Regions from separate parts of the Homo sapiens genome. Here region 1 is linked to region 2. The links are chromatin contacts, found by Hi-C or POLR2A ChIA-PET in ENCODE. All regions are on one chromosome and are shown on one strand. The core of a region is the stretch at or near the end of the contact, and the rest is flanking DNA. Distances in the headings are between cores, read along the strand shown.

The links. Hi-C counts contacts between places; a loop is a spot of excess contacts on that map. ChIA-PET counts read pairs that join two places held with the same protein, here RNA polymerase II (POLR2A). Pooled maps may share reads with other maps.
Region 1: a pooled map shows a loop between it and region 2 (24-fold over the local background). The contact joins the promoter of LINC02558 here to the promoter of PATZ1 in region 2. A Hi-C loop is called at or near these places in 6 of 37 single-sample maps with no recorded cell type and 9 of 50 pooled maps. POLR2A ChIA-PET finds 5 or more read pairs at or near these places in 1 of 52 experiments (activated T-cell).

The regions. Positions count from the first base shown.
Region 1 is chr22:31,967,760-31,973,082 of GRCh38, reverse strand. It overlaps LINC02558 (long intergenic non-protein coding RNA 2558), which reads right to left and starts at 2,260. Exons shown (of 5, transcript NR_149128.1): 1 at 2,171-2,260. RefSeq lists enhancers at 2,901-3,010, 3,081-3,130.
Region 2 is chr22:31,344,868-31,350,193 of GRCh38, reverse strand. It overlaps PATZ1 (POZ/BTB and AT hook containing zinc finger 1), which reads left to right and starts at 3,848. Exons shown (of 5, transcript NM_014323.3): 1 at 3,848-5,326. The coding sequence starts at 4,592. It overlaps LINC01521 (long intergenic non-protein coding RNA 1521), which reads right to left and starts at 3,435. Exons shown (of 1, transcript NR_120386.1): 1 at 1-3,435. RefSeq lists silencers at 3,343-3,562, 3,613-3,682, 4,053-4,472, 5,023-5,092.

The DNA of each region.
Region 1 (5,323 bases), core at 1,011-3,510, 620 kb before region 2:
TTTCTCATTTCTTTCTTCCATTCTTCCTCCCCTGCATCAGGAAAACCATGAGAGGTCAGGTTATAACTTCCTCACACCTGGGCTTTCACCTCCATGGTTATATTTCCAAACCCACAGTACCGGGCAGGGCAGGGAAGTAGGTGGCAGGTTTGGGTTTGGGGGGATTTTGTTTGTTTGAGAGGGGTCTCCCCGCTGTCACCCAGGCTGGAGTGCAGTAGTGTAATCGAATGCACCACTGGAGTGCAGTCGAGGATCACTGCAGCCTCGACTTCCTGGGCTCAAGCCCCATCTTCCCACCTCGGCCTCCCATGTCCAGCTAATTTTTTTTCTTTAGAGATGGGGTTACTTACTACGTTGCCCAGGCTGGTCTTGAACCCCTGGCCTCAAGTGATCCTCCCCACCTTGGCCTCACAAAGTGCTGAGGTTATGGGTGTGAGCCACCATGTCCAGGCTGTCTCCCCTTTCTGAAAGCTGTCCGTGATGACACCGAGGCCTGGGTGAAGTGACCTGCACAAGCACACACAGTGAGGTGGAAGCACTGCCACGACCAGCACAGGAATGCTCTCTCCAGCTCAGGGCCGGGTCCCACTGCCCTGGCACCTCCTGGAAGGGCCCGGGTCTGGGCCCCCATGCTGCCAGCTCTAACATAGAAGGCAGTCAGTGGATCAGGCCCAGCCCACAGCTGCTCCAGGTCCGGGAAGGATCAGACCCAGCCCACAGCCAATCCGCGTCGGGCGGGGAAGGGCTGAACGTGGAGTAACTCTCAGTACAGCCGCTGAAAGCCAGGGCTCTGGCCCCTCCACTGCCACTCTTCTGCTCCAGGGACAGCTGTGCTGGCCGAGCGCCACCTCAGGAGCGGGTCAGCATCGTTGTCCCCTCTGCCCCCCAAGGGCCTGGGAGATCCTGAGGGGAAAAAACCAAAGCCCTTTGGCAAGTAACTCTGACCAAAAACAGAAAAAAAACGGCCGGGCACAGTGGCTCACACCTGTAATCCCAGCACTTTGAGAGGCCGAGGCGGGCAGACTCTTGAGGCCAGGAGTTCAAGACCAGCCTGGCCAACATAGTGAAACCTCGCCTCTACTAAAAACACAAAAATTAGCCAGGCGTGGTGGTGAGTGCCTGTAATCCCAGCTACTCAGGAGGCTGAGGCAAGAGAATCATTTGGACTCGGAAGGGAGAGGTTGCAGTGAGCAGAGATCGCACCACTGCACTTCAACCTGGGCAACAGAGCAAGACTCAAAAAAAAAAAAGAGGCCGGGCGCGGTGGCTCACGCCTGTAATCCCAGCACTTTGGAAGGCTGAGGTGAGCGGATCACGAGTTCAGGAGATCGAGACCATGCTGGCTAAGACGGTGAAACCGCGTTTCTACTAAAAATACAAAAAATTAGCCGGGCGTGGTGGCGGGCGCCTGTAGTCCCAGCTACTCGGGAGGCTGAGGCAGGAGAACGGCGTGAACCCGGGAGGCCGAGCTTGCAGTGAGCTGCACTCCAGCCTGGGCGACAGAGCGAGACTCCGTCTAAAAAAAAAAAAAACAAAACAACAGCAACAACAACAACAAGAACAAAAAACAGAAAAAGCAAGGCCTGGGCTCCACATATTTCCTCCCCTCACCATCCTCCATGGACTCTGTTCGCCCTCACAGTGTGCAGGGCTCGGGGACCCAGGTGACAAGGGCCGACCTGCCAGCCGACCACCTGGCAGGAACCGCAATGGTTGGGCGGATACAGTGGCTCTGCCTGTGATCCCGGAGCTTTGGGAGGCCGAGGCGGGAGGATGGCTTGAGCCCAGGATGTCGAAGCTGAGTGAGCCGAGATGACGTCACTGCACTCCAGCCTGGGTGACATAGTGAGGTGACCCCTCTCATAAAAAGAAAAAGAAAAGGAAAGAAAGTGAGAGAAATAGAGAGAGAAGGAAGGAAAAGAAAGAAAGAAAAGACAAGAAAAAAGAGGGAGAAAGGCAAGGGAAAGACAGGAAACGCAGGGACTGACTGAGGGACTGATGGAGGAGGCGTGTGAGCCGGGCTGGGGACGCGACTGACTGATCGGCTGACAGGATGACCAGCTGCACTGGGGTTGCTGAGGGGTGGCAGCGACAGCCAGCCTCTCAGCCTCGGTTTCCGCCTGCCTCCTGCCTCAAGCCAACTCACTGCGTGGCCTACCCCGACACTAACCGGCGCCTGAACCAAAACCCACGGAGCCTGGCGGCCGCGGCTCCCTCAGAGAGTCGCCCTAGACCCTGCGCGGCTCCACAGCGCCACCTCGAGGCTGCGCCTGGAAGGGAGGGGCTGGGGAAGTGGGCGGAGTCAAGGGCGGGGCTACAGGTGGAGCGTCGGCAGGAGCTCCAGCATCCCCTTTCCCGGGACGCCGCTCCTCTTCCCCGCCTCCTTGGCTCTCCCCCGGAGCCTCTTCCTCCTCCCCCGTTCGAGTGGGCAGGTCCCCGCGGGAGCCTGAGTCGCACTGCAGACCTATCCTGTGACCTGAAAGAAACTCCCAGTTCCCCATTAGACCCCCTGGCAGCCTGGGCATCCCGGCGGTTCCAGGGACCCGCTGGGGCGGATGACGGCCGAACCTTTGGGCGCCAGGCTGGCAGTAGACGTGATAGAGGTGAAAACCCCACCACCCTCTTAATCCCCAGAAATGCTACAGGATTCTGGGGGGCCTGAGCGAGCAGCTGAGGACAAGGGCCGATGATATTTGCTTTATTTGTTACTGGGCTTGCTCCCTCCCCCGCATCCCGCTGCTCTTCACACTTGCAAGCTCACCTGACTGCCAGGTGGCCGGTCTGGAGCATGGCGAGCACCTTCGAGCCCCATAGATGGCAGCACAGGCCTAAGAAAAGTCGTACCAGAATGGTGTCTCCCTTCCAAACTCAGGCCGGGAGAGATAGAGCCACTTAGGGGAGAAAACTAATGTCCAGAGTGGCAGAAACATCCTCACATCCCGAAGGGTCTTGAACCCTAACTTCTTGCCCCAGGACAAGAAGACAAGGCAGAGTAAAGAGAGGCTCACAGGGAGAGGCAAGTGACAGTTCAGAACACAGGTGCACCATGCCACGCGACTGTGGGCGTCTCCTCACCTCTCTGAGGCCGTTTCCTGAACTGTAAAATCAGGGACAAGAAGGATACCTGCGTCACGGGATGTTCTGAGATTAACTGAGATGCTGCATGCAAATCACTTAACCACAGGGCATGTGGTAAGTGCTCTAATATATGTAAAGCAACGTTCCACTGCTTTTTGTTTGTTTGTTTTTGAGACACAGTCTCGCTCTGTCACCTAGGCTGGAGTACAGTGGCATGATCATAGCTTACTGCAGCCTCAAACTCCTGGGCACAAGTGATTCTCCCACCTTAGCCTCCTGAGTGGCTGGGACTATAGGTATAGCTATCGAGCCCAGCTAATTTATCTTTTTTTATGTTTTGGAGAGATGGTGTCTTTCTACATTGCCCAGGCTGGTCTGGACCTCCTGGCCTCAAGCAATCCTCCCGCCCTGGCCTGCCAACGTGCTAGGATTACAGGACTGAGCCACCATGCCCTGCTGAGTGTGATGTCTTTTTTACTGTGTCAACTTGGCTAGACTAAAGGCCCCAATTATTCCAACACTAAACTGGATGTTTTGGTGAAGTTGTTTTGTAGATGCGAATAAAGTCCATTATCAGTTGACTTTACATAAAAGGAAGATATCCTGGATAATTTAGGTGGGCTTGATAGACGCAGTTGAAAGGCCTTAAAATCAGACTTGAGGTTTTCCTGAAGAAGAAATTCTGCCTGTGGATAGCAACTTCAGCCCTTGACAAGAGTTCCAGCCTGCACTTACTGCACTTACCTAGCCAGCCCCACAATCACGCAAATCACCTCCTTGCAACAAATCTCTTAATCTGTATCCCCTTACTGGTACAGTTTCTCTGATTGAACCCTAATACATTAAGGAAGCAGTATGGCCAGGCGCAGGGGCTCACACCTGTAAACCCAGCACTTTGGGAGGCCGAGGCAGGCGGATCACTTGAGGTCAGGGGTTCGAGACCAGCCTGGCCAACATGGTGAAATTGTCTCTACTAAAAATACAAAAATTAGCCTGGTGTGGTGGTACGCGCCTGTAATCCCAGCTACTCAGGAGGCTGAGGCACAAGAATAGCTTGAACCCGGGAGGCGGAGGTTGCAGTGAGCCGAGATTGCACCACTGCACTCCAGCCTGGGCAACAGAGCAAGACTCTATCTCAAAATAAAAAGGAGTGTGTGTGTGTGTGTGCGCGCATGTGTGTGTGTGTGCGTGTGTGTTGGGGGTCACAGGGCCTAATCTTCGTGTTTATTCACTCCTTTTTTTTTTCGAGGCAGTCTCACTCTGTTCCCCAGGGTGAATTGCAGTGACACGATCTTGGCACACTGCAGCCTCGACCTCCCAGGCTCAAGCAATCTTCCCACCTCAGCCTCTTGAGTAGCTGGAACTACCAGGCCTGGCTAATTTTTGTATTTACTGTTTTGCCATGTTACCCAGGCTACTTTCAAACTCCTGAACTCAAGCAGTCCACCTGCCTCGGCCTCCAAAAGTGCTGGGATTACAGGTGTGAGTCACCGTGCCCAGCCTATTCATTTCTTTTTAATCTCCGGGTAGTTTGTGACTTTTGAGGTCCAGTACTTGGAGGCACTAGCAAAACCATGGTTATTTATTGGTTGGGGTGGGCTATGAGGTAGCTAGAGGCAGAGGGCCCCTTCCACCAGTCCTGCCCCCTGAGGCCTCAGCTTCGTGGATGTGCCTGCTCATTCCCCTCTTCTCCCTGCCTCAGGTGTAGGCCTGGAAATGAGAGCTACAAAGTATGCTGTCCCTGGGAACCAGCTGGTGAGGAGGAGGCTTCTACCCCAGCAACCATCTGTCCCACATGTCCCTGTACCCCGCCTCTCCCGCCTCTACCCCACAGGCTCATGTGTCATGCACAAACACCTTTTGCCCGCCTGCCCTAATTCTTTTTTTTTTTTTTTGAGAAGGAGTCTCACTGTGTCGCCCAGGCTGGAGTGCAGTGGTGTGATCTCGGCTCACTGCAACCTCCGCCTCCCGGGTTCACGCCATTCTCCTGCCTCACTCTCCCGAGTAGCTGGGACTACAGGTGCCCACCACGACACCCGGATAATTTTTTGTATTTTTAGTAGAGACGGGGTTTCACCATGTTAGCCAGCATGGTCTCGATCTCCTGACCTCGTGATCCGCCTGCCTCGGCCTCCCAAAGTGCTGGGATTACAGGCGTGAGCCACCGCGCCCGGCCAGGCAGAACCTTAAAGGCAGGTGGAGAGCACCTGTAATAGAAAGTGGCTCTCATGATGAAGCTCTGCTG
Region 2 (5,326 bases), core at 2,599-5,098:
CCTCAGTAAGTTATACATAGAACCATCATATGACCCAGCAATTCCACTCCTAGGTATACACCCAAGAGAACTGAAGATAGGCACTCAAATACATACTTGTGCACAAATGTTCATAGTTGCACTATCCATAATAACCAAAAGGCCACCAATGGATGAATGGATAAAGGTAGTATATCCATACAATGGTGTATCATTCAGCCAGTCATAAAAAGGAACAAAGTATTTATACATGCTACAACATGAATGAACCTTGAAAACATTACGTTAAGTGAAACAAGCCAGACTCAAAAGGTCACATACAGTATTGTATAATTCCAACTAAATAAAATATCCAGGCTGGGCATGGTGGCTTACGTCTGTAATCCCAGCACCTTGGGAGGCTGAGGTGGACAAATCACCTGAGGTCAGGAGTTCGAGACCAGTCTGGCCAACATGGCGAAACCCCATCTCTACTAAAAATACAACAATTAGCCGGGCACGGTGGCATGCGCCTGTAATCCCAGCTACTTGGAAGACTGAGGCAAGAGAACCGCTTGAACCCAGGAGGTAGAGATTGCAGTGAGCCAAGATCGCGCCACTGCACTCCAGCCTGGGTGACAGAGACTTCGTCTCAAAAAATAAATAAATAAAAAAAATATCCAGAATAGGTAAATCCATAGAGACAGAATGCAGATTGGTGGTTGCCAGGGGATGAAGGGAGAAGGGAATGGAAAGTGACTTCTTAACGTGTACGGAGTTTTCTTTTGGGGTGATAAAAATGTTTTGCAACTGGACAGACGTGCTGGTTGCACAACATTGTGAATGTACTAGGTGCTAGTGAATGATACATTTTAAAATTGTTAATTTTATGTCAGTTGAATGTTACCTAAAAAAAAAAAAAAAAGACATGTTCTGCAAGCATGCCTTAAGTTACATAATGGATTCCTAGGAGCCTGAGAGATGGGCAAGACTGAGAGTAATGGATGAAGTAGAGAGGTTACTCCCACCCCCACAATCACACTGCCAAGGCGACATTTGGAAAAAAGCTCCCAGGTGGGATCAGAACGGCGTCTGGACTGTCTCTGGCCACTTCCCCAAGGTGGGATCCTGGACCACTCTGGCTCCTTGAACCTCAGGCTTCCTATCTGCAAAACAGGGCTGATGCACGTTCCCTGTTTTCCTCAGAGCACCACCTTCTGAACCCACCTTCACCGGGTGAATCCGCTGGAATGGGGCCAGTCATGGCACCTTGTTTTCTAAGCATAGCAGACAGAGAGTCAGTTCCTGGTTCAAGTGGAGCCATGGACGGGTGACAGGTTTCAGAAGCCACTGGTGAGAAAGGGGCAGTTAACCAGTTTGAATCCTGGCTCCATCACTATCTGTGTGGCCTTGGGCAGGTCACTCACCTTCCCCAGTTCCAATGGTTGAATAGGAATATCTGTACCTACTATGGAGAAACGATGTGTGTATACACTGGACACTCAGAGCAAACCTCTTTTTCTTTTCTTTCTTCTTCTTTTTTTTTTTTTTGAAACAGTTTTGCTCTTGTTGCCCAGGCTAGAGTGCAATGGCGCGATCTCGGCTCACCGCAACTCCGCCTCCCGGGTTCAAGTGATTCTCCTGCCTCAGCCTCCCCAGTAGCTCGGATTATAGGCATGTGCCACCACGCCCGGCTAATTTTGTATTTTTTTTTTTTTTGAGACGGAGTTTCGCTCTTGTTGCCCAGGCTGTAGTGCAATGGCACGATCTCGGCTCACGGCAACCTCCGCCTCCCAGGTTCAAGCGATTCTCCTGCCTCAGCCTCTCTAGTAGCTGAGATTACAGGCATGTGCCACCACGCCCGGCTAATTTTGTATTTTTAGTAGAGACGGGGTTTCTCCATGTTGGTCAGGCTGGTCTAGAACTCCCGACCTCAGGTGATCCGCCTGCCTCGACCTCCCAAAGTGCTGGGATTACAGGCATGAGCCACTGCGCCCGGCCTAGTTTTGTATTTTTAGTAGAGATGGGGTTTCTCCGTGTTGGTCAGACTGGTCTCGAACTCCCGACCTCAGGTGATCCGCCCGCCTCAGCCTCCCAAAGTGCTGGGATAACAGGCGTGAGCCACCGCGCCCGGCCCCTTTCTCTTTCTCTGTGGATGTTCCCAGCAGCTCTCTCAAAAATAAAACGTGCCAGTTCCCAAAATCCGCCCAAGAAAGCTGTGGCTCAGAGAGGGAGGCACTAGCCTAAGGTGACAGTGAGTCTGGGCTTAGAACACAGATCTCCTGGCTTCGTGTCCAGGGAACTTTCTTCATGCCTCTAATTCATTCTCTCCAACAGGAGTTTGGCATGTACTATGCCCTAGAGCGGAGGTGTGCAGGACAGGTGCTGCTGTCCCTGTGCACAGGTTAAGAAACAGTTTAACTGAATCTCAGGGAGGCCAAGTGACTAAGCACCAGGACACGAAACCAGAAGGCAGAGGTCTCGATTTTGAACTCGGATCATCCGCCAGGGCAACGCCCGGAAGCCTCAGGGCGCGCGTGGCTGGGCGCGAGCTCGGCGCGCAGCGGTGGGAATCCCGAGCGGAGTTGGAAGCCGGGCCCGTTCATTTGCATGCTAATACCCAGAATGCTTTTCCCCCGCACACCGCTTCTCTTAATGGAAGCGCTCAGTTTGGAACCGTGGAAAGTTTGGAACACATACTTCGCTGCCTCTTTGCAACTGTGGGAACTTCCCGCCCGCACACGCGGCGCCTGCAGCCTGGGGCTCCGCGCCAGGCGGCCCAAAGGCAGCCGCCAGCGCTTCCTGGGAAGACAAACCTTGGTGTACAACTCTAGCGTGGTAGCATCCCCGGGCGGGCCGGGGACAAAGCGCCGAGGCCTGGCGGCAGGGCCCATTACCAGAGCACCCGGCGTCTCACAGGGCTGCGGGCGCTGGGGATGCTCCGGGCTTGGAGAGGCCTGAGGGTGTCCCCGACTCCTCCGGCACCCCCACTTCCCTGAGGATTGCTGGGGCTTCCGGGGGTCCCTGCCCCGTCCATCGCCCTCATATTGTCGCCTCCCGGAGCTGGTGACTTCACGCTCCCCGGGGACAAAGCTCGGCGTGCTGTGGTTTGGGGGAGAAGCTGGACGCTGGCTTCATCTCTCCAGCTCTTCCGGGCGCGCAGCCCATCAGATCGATCAATGTACCGGGTGCAGAAGCAGCTCCGGAGGTTCGGCCTGTCTCCGGCCAGGACCCCGGGCCCTCTCTGGTGTTTGAAGCAGGGAGGCGGTCGCAGGCGACTTCTGGGAATTTCACGCATGAAAGCGGGGCTCCGAAGGGTGGACGACGCCCGCTCGACCTGCGAGTGCGCTTCGCAGGCTGGGGGGCCCGGATCCGCACCCCTCAGTTCCTGCCCCCCCACCCTGCTAGCCGCCACTCTCAGCGGGCAGGGGAGGGGCAGTGGGAGCTGGTTTGCTGGCTCGGCGCTTCGTTTGCATTGGTCCGGGGGGGCTGAGACTGCAGCCCCCGGCCCCGCGGGCGGGGTGGGGAGGCGGGGGCCGGACGGGGGCTCAGGCTGCTCTAGCATTGGCGGATCTGGGGAATGGGGAGGGGGGGCAGGAAGCGGGGGGAGCGGACTGCGGGGGGGGGGTGTATAAATAGGGAAGGGGGGACGTGCATCCTCGTCTTGGTGAGGGGGGGGCGCTCGGCACAAAGAAAGTGTAAAGTTTGCAGCGCCAGGCGGCCCGGGCTAGGCATCCGGGCGCGCACGTGCAAGGCCGGGGACGCCGGGGCCCCCACTCTGAGCTCGCCGTTTCTTTTTTTTCTGCAAGCGAGAGGGGGGGTGTTGTTGGTATCGCCCCCTCCTTCTCCTCCCCCCAGGGGTGAAAGTGCAAGAGGAAGTGCAGCCGCTGCCATCTTTCCTCCGCTCCGAACACACGGAGCCCGGGGCCGCACAGCCGCCGCTCCGCCGCCGCCTTCTCCCGGCCTGAGGAAGGGCCTACTCTGCCGCCGCCGCCGCCCGCCCGCTCCAGCCGCCGCCGCCGCCGCCACCGCCCTCCAGGCTCCGGGACCCGGCCCGCGCCACCGCCCCCGTGCGCGCCCCGCCGCCGCCGCCTTCGCCTTCGCCTTTTGTTTCCTCCGCTCCGGCGCCCCCGCCCCGGCTCGCGCTTTGCAGGGGACGCAGCGCGCGCCCCCAGCGGGCCCGGGAAAAGCCGCGGCGCGCGCGCGCGCCTGCGCGGCGGACCCCTCCTTCTCCTCCCCGCGTGCGCGTGCCCTTCTTGGCTGCGCGCCGGCGCCGCCTGGCGGGCGGGAGGGGAGGTGGCAGGCGCGTTTGCAGGAGGGGCGCACCTCTTCGCTCGCGCACCCCCCCGGAAGGTAGACCGGGAAGGGGAGGCGGGCGGGCGGAGAGGAGAGAGTGGCGCGCAGTCCAGCGAGGGCGGGGGTTGGCTATGTGGGGGGTGGTGCACCCCGCAGTCTAGACAGTCTGATCCGGGCTGGGGGCGTGTACACTCGGCGCACCTGCGAGACTACAGAGCCTCGGGCCGGCACGTGTGGGGAGTGTGGACACGTCTGCTGCGCCCCGCTTCTCGCTGCTGAGGGGAAGGGAGGGGGCGGGCAGGTGCAGCGGCCGGGCTAGTGGGAGGGGGCGGCGGCCATGGAGCGGGTGAACGACGCTTCGTGCGGCCCGTCTGGCTGCTACACATACCAGGTGAGCAGACACAGCACGGAGATGCTGCACAACCTGAACCAGCAGCGCAAAAACGGCGGGCGCTTCTGCGACGTGCTCTTGCGGGTAGGCGACGAGAGCTTCCCAGCGCACCGCGCCGTGCTGGCCGCCTGCAGCGAGTACTTTGAGTCGGTGTTCAGCGCCCAGTTGGGCGACGGCGGAGCTGCGGACGGGGGTCCGGCTGATGTAGGGGGCGCGACGGCAGCACCAGGCGGCGGGGCCGGGGGCAGCCGGGAGCTGGAGATGCACACTATCAGCTCCAAGGTATTTGGGGACATTCTGGACTTCGCCTACACTTCCCGCATCGTGGTGCGCTTGGAGAGCTTTCCCGAACTCATGACGGCCGCCAAGTTCCTGCTGATGAGGTCGGTTATCGAGATCTGCCAGGAAGTCATCAAACAGTCCAACGTACAGATCCTGGTACCCCCTGCCCGCGCCGATATAATGCTCTTTCGCCCCCCTGGGACCTCGGACTTGGGCTTCCCTTTGGACATGACCAACGGGGCAGCCTTGGCAGCCAACAGCAATGGCATCGCCGGCAGCATGCAGCCAGAGGAGGAGGCAGCTCGGGCGGCTGGTGCAGCCATTGCAGGCCAAGCCTCTTTGCCTGTGTTACCTGGGGTGGACCGCTTGCCCATGGTGGCTGGACCCCTATCCCCCCAA